2 separate regions of the Homo sapiens genome follow, and region 2 is linked to region 1. A link is an interaction called in ENCODE POLR2A ChIA-PET data of the cell type or tissue named here. Cell type or tissue: MCF 10A. All regions are shown on one strand.

Evidence for each region. ChIA-PET counts read pairs that join two places held together with the same protein. Peaks named below come from ENCODE experiments on the same cell type or tissue, not always from the same donor. Only the 100,000 strongest peaks of a DNase experiment are listed, where the experiment ranks them.
Region 2: POLR2A ChIA-PET joins it to region 1 with 5 read pairs; 3 of 35 experiments call an interaction of 5 or more read pairs at or near these places.

The regions. Positions count from the first base shown.
Region 1 is chr1:200,482,388-200,484,887 of GRCh38, forward strand. LOC124900414 (a long non-coding RNA gene) reads right to left here and starts at 1,119. Exons shown (of 3, transcript XR_007066784.1): 1 at 715-1,119. In MCF 10A, no CTCF peak of the experiment used is centred here; a DNase peak (open chromatin) is centred at 1,264.
Region 2 is chr1:200,161,869-200,164,368 of GRCh38, forward strand. The region is part of intron 7 of NR5A2 (nuclear receptor subfamily 5 group A member 2); the gene reads left to right. Among named protein-coding and RNA genes, the nearest start is that of NR5A2, 140 kb to the left of the region's middle. In MCF 10A, no CTCF peak of the experiment used is centred here; no DNase peak of the experiment used is centred here.

The DNA of each region.
Region 1 (2,500 bases):
GTTTCACTCTTGTCGCCCAGATTGGAATGCAGGGGCACGATCTCAGCTCACCACAACCTTCGCCTCCCAGGTTCAAGCGATTCTCCTGCCTCAGCCTCCCGAGTAGCTGGGATTACAGGCATGTGCCACTACGTCTGGCTAATTTTGTATTAGTAGAGATGGGGTTTCTCCATGTTGGTCAGGCTGGTGTCGAACTCCCGACCTCAGGTGATCCGCCCACCTCGGCCTCCCAAAAGTGCTGGGATTACAGGCACGAGCCACCGCGCACGGCCTTTTTTTTTTTTTTTTTTTTTTTTTTTTTTTTTTTTTTTGAGTTGGAGTTTCGATCTTGTTGCCCAGGCTGAAGTGCAATGGCGCGATCTCAGCTAACGGCAGCCTCCGCCTCCTGGGTTCAAGCAATTATCCAGCCTCAGCTTCCCGAGCAGCTAGGATTACAGGCACCTGCCACCACACCCAGCTAAAAAAAATTTTTTTAAGAGACGTGGTCTCGCTATGTTGCCCAGGTTGGTCTCAAACTCCTAGGCTCAAGCGATCCGCCCACCTCAGCCTCCAAAGTGCTGGGATTACAGCCATGAGCCACCGCGCCCAGCCTCTGTTTGTAGATATTTTAATTAGAGAAAAATATAAAATTTCAAGCCCATCAACCAGTTCTGCTCTATAATAATCAAAAACTATCTTTGCAATAAAAAAAGTTATAAAAAAAAAAGTACTTACCCCTAGAATCACTCTCAAATGTAAGATCAGGGAACTCCCTCTAGACTCAAGGGTGCCTGAGAGGCCACGTGGTTTTTAGACTCTCCTGGTTCAGCTTCACCACCTGATGCTCTTCCCTTCCACCTAGAGCTTTTCGCAGCCCACAAAAGATGTGCTCCATGATTCCAAAACAGAAAGGCTTCTGGTTAGGAGAGAACACTAAGGCAGCAAAGTAAGCCCTCAATCAAAATCCCTCATTCACTAGCACTCTTTAGAAGTAGAAATCATTGGGACGCCCAAATGCTTCTGAAAAAGTTCTGTGGTGCATCCAAAGATCATCCCAGTAGTTTGTTTGCCTTAAAAGTATTTGTTAAAACATAAAAACTGTATGTCTACGTAAGTGATTTTCAATCCTAGCTGCATATTAAAAATCCCTGAAGAGCCTTTAGAATAGGCCAGCCTTCAGGCTCCACCCCATTCCAAGTCCATCAGAATCTCTGGCATGAGGTCCTGGCATCGGTAGTATTTAAAAGCTCCCAGGTGATTCTTATGTGCGTCAGGGTGGAGGGGCACTGCTGTATGTGAAGTGAGTCATTTTCCTATCTGCCCTTCACCGCAGGACATGAGTAATCCTGTGAACCAGCCACAGCTGATGACAGTGTTCAGCATTCTACATGGAGCTCAAATCCCCCAACCCCTCCTTTTAAGCGCTTGAAAGAATTGCTCAGAAAACTTATACTACAAATATATTTTAAAATTTAGGGCTTAGGAGTGGACTGCCCCCAGTAGCTCAACGTTTTATTACTCCTGCCTTAGTCACCCATTTCTTCTTTCTCTCTGCCTTGCTCTTTCTCTTCTCCTCCCCCTGCTGTCCCTCCCACTCTCTTCCATCAACCTGCCCTTAGCACTGTAGGCAGGCTGCCCACCTGGAGGCTCCAGGCTGCAGAGATCAGCCCTTAGGAGAAGGTCTGGATAAAAAGTGGAACTTGTGGAAAGGGCATATCATTTATAAAATTTCTTGCTTTACTGCAAAAATGTGTGCTTCACTGCTTTGGAAAACAGTCTGGCAGTTCTTCAAAAGGTAAAACATGGAGCCAGGCATGGTGGCTTACGCCTACGATCCCAGCACTTTGGAAGGCTGAGGCAAGGGATTGCTTGGGAGTTGGGAGTTGCAGTGAGCTATGAGTTTGGGTGCAGTGGGTACAACGTATGCCTGCTCGGGGAACAGGTGCACTAAAACATCAGAAATCATCGCTAAAGAACATACCCACACAACAAAAAAATCACCTGCTCCCCAAAAACAATTGAAAACATAAAATAAAAAATATAGCAACCCAATAGGTATACTCCACTGATTGTTTGTAGATATTTTGTTTTTGTTTTTGTTTTTGTTTTTTTGAGATGGAGTCTCCCTCTGTCATCCAGGCTGGAGTGCAGTGGCATGATCTCGGCTCACTGCAACCTCTGCCTCCCAGGTTCAAGCGATTCTCCTGCCTCAGACTCCAGAATAGTTGGGACTACAGGCACGTGCCAACACGCCCGGCTAATTTTGTATTTTTAATAGAGACAGGGTTTCACCGTATTGGCCAAGCTGGTCTCAAAGTCCTAACCTCAAGTGATCCATCCACCTCTGCCTCCCAGGGCACCCAGCCTCTTTTTTTTGTTTGTTTGTTTTTTTAGAAACGTGGTCTGTCTATGTTGCCCAGGGTAGGTCTCCAAGTCCTGGGCTGAAGCAATCTGCCCACCTCCACCTCCCAAAGTGCTGGAATTAGGGAGGGAGTTTGAGGTTGCAGTGAGCTATGATTAC
Region 2 (2,500 bases), 320 kb before region 1:
ATTGGTTGTCTTTTATGTGTGTGGTGCTATACCTGTGTGGTGTAGGAAATAAGAAACATAAGTCAGAATCTCTGCCTTCTGAGAGAATGCAATCTAGCAGGAGAGGCAAGGCATAAACCAGTAACCGGAGAATCCAGAAAAGCTTGCCTGGGAAGATGCAATTGCAAATATGTGGAAGATGTTCCACAGACAAGCAAGCAAGAAGACTGGCGTGTGAAACAAAACGGATTCTCTTATTCGACAAATGTGAACTGAGCTCCTCCTTTGTCCAGACATTATGCTAGGCCTGGGAAAGGTTATAATTAACAAGAGAGACATATCCCTGTCCTCATAATTGACAGTGAAATTACCATGTAATACCCAATGCCCTGCATGATGGGCAAATAGAGTGTGCTGTAGACTCACAGCAGAGAGGACTTCAAGGAGGCTTCCTGGACGTAATGATATCTGCGCTGAGGCCCAGGAGATTGGTCAAAATTATCCAAATAAAGGTTAGGGGAAGAAAGTTCCAGGTACTGGCCAGGCACATTCAAGAAACTGAAAGAAGTTGGTGGGTGGGGTGAAATAAAACGGGATAGATAAACAGGCCAGATAAATGTGTTTAATCTTTAACCCAGGGTAGTGGGGTGCCATTGAATGATTTTAAGCAGAGGGAACTAGAGGACATAATTGGATTCACATTTAAAGTTATCACTCATGCTGTTGTGAGGAAAATGCATTTGGAGGCGGGGACAATATTGGAGGAATCAGTTATAAGGAACAGAGGCGAGTTACGGTTGCAGCAATGGAGAATAAAGGACAGATTCAAGACGCAATTAGAAAGCAGAGGCAGCAACTCGGTGATGGCTGGATTGGAAAAGAAGAGGAGAGGGAGGAGTCATGAATGAATCTGGGTCTCAGGCTTGAAATCCCAGGTAGATATTGGGTAACGGGATGGATTCTTAGTCCAATCATTGGTATAAGAAAAGCAGGAGAAGGAGCAGGTTTAGAAAGCCAGACAGATTGAGCTACATTTTAGACACTGAGTTTGAGATGTCCCCTGGCTATCAGGTAGAGACATCTAGTAAATAGTAAACAGTCATATGTACAGAACCAAATAAAGTTATATGCTGCAGTCTTCCACATGGGTCACTGAGTGAGCTGGTGAAAGCATTGAACACACTGAAATAAAATGTTCAACACATGGAAAAGTCCAAAGGATTTGAGAAAAACAAGCAGGCTTGGCACTACAAGCCAAAGCACCCAGCCAAAAAGTCCTCTTTGAATCCATTTCCCAAGAAAGTACAATCTATAATGGAGTTTGTGCTTTTCACTTGCTGTTATAAAACAATTCTACACAAAATAAAAATAAAGTTGGCCATGAATTTGATATGGAAGAATAGCAGCATGTCAAAGGCAAAAAAAAAAAAAAAGAAGAAGAAAGAAAAGAAAAAAAGAAAAATGTTGGTTTAGGGCAAGAATTTAAACAAAAAAGCTTATTCTCATATTTCCTGAGGATCTCCTCTGTGCTGAGCACTGGCCAGGCACTAGGAATACAGCTGCACATAAGACCAAGTCTCTGCCTACACGGCTTTCATTCTAGCATTCTAGTGGGGGTGACGGGCAATTTTGTTTATTGTTTTTTTTTTTTTGAGACAAGATCTCACTCTGTTTCCCAGGCTGGAGTGCAGTGGCACTATCTTGCTTCACTGCAGCCCCAACTTCCTGGGATCAAGTGATTCTCCCACCTCAGCCTCCCAAGTAGCTGAGACTATAGGCGCAGACCATCACACTCACTAATTTTTGTATTTTTGTAGAGACAGGGTTTCTCCATGTTGGCCAGGCTGGTCTTGAACTCCTGGGGTCAAGAGATCCTCCAGCCTTGGCCTGCCAAAGTGCTGGGATTACAAGCGTGAGCCACTGCACCCAGCTTGGCAGTTTTTAAAATTAGACAAATGTATGCATAATGTAAGGTCAGTCATGAACAAGCAATAATAAGAACACATCATTTAGGGATATAAGAAAACAGGTGATATTGTTTGGATCCTTGTCCCTGCCCAAATCTCATGTCGAACTGTAATCCCCAATGCTGGAGGTGGGGCCTGGTAGGATGTCTTTGGATCATGGGGTCATGATCCAAAACACCAGGTCCCTCAGGGCCTGGTGTTGTCTTGGTGATAGTGAGTTCTTGCCAGATCTGGTAATTTAGAAATGTGTATCACCTCCCTACACATACTCTCTCTCTCTGGCTCCTGCCTTCACCATGTGATGTGCCTGCCCCACCCTCACCCGCCACCATGATTTTAATCTTCTTGAGACCTCCCCAGAAGCTGAGCAGATGCCAACACCATGCTTCCTGTAAAGCCTGCAGGTTCATGAGCCAATTAAACCTCTTTTCTTTATAAATTACCCAGTCTTAGGTATTTCTTTATAGCAGTGCAAGAACGGCCTAGTGGAAATACAGAATTCTGGATTATGATCACCTCTGGGGCATCAGGAATTCGTTCTTGGGAGGAACACA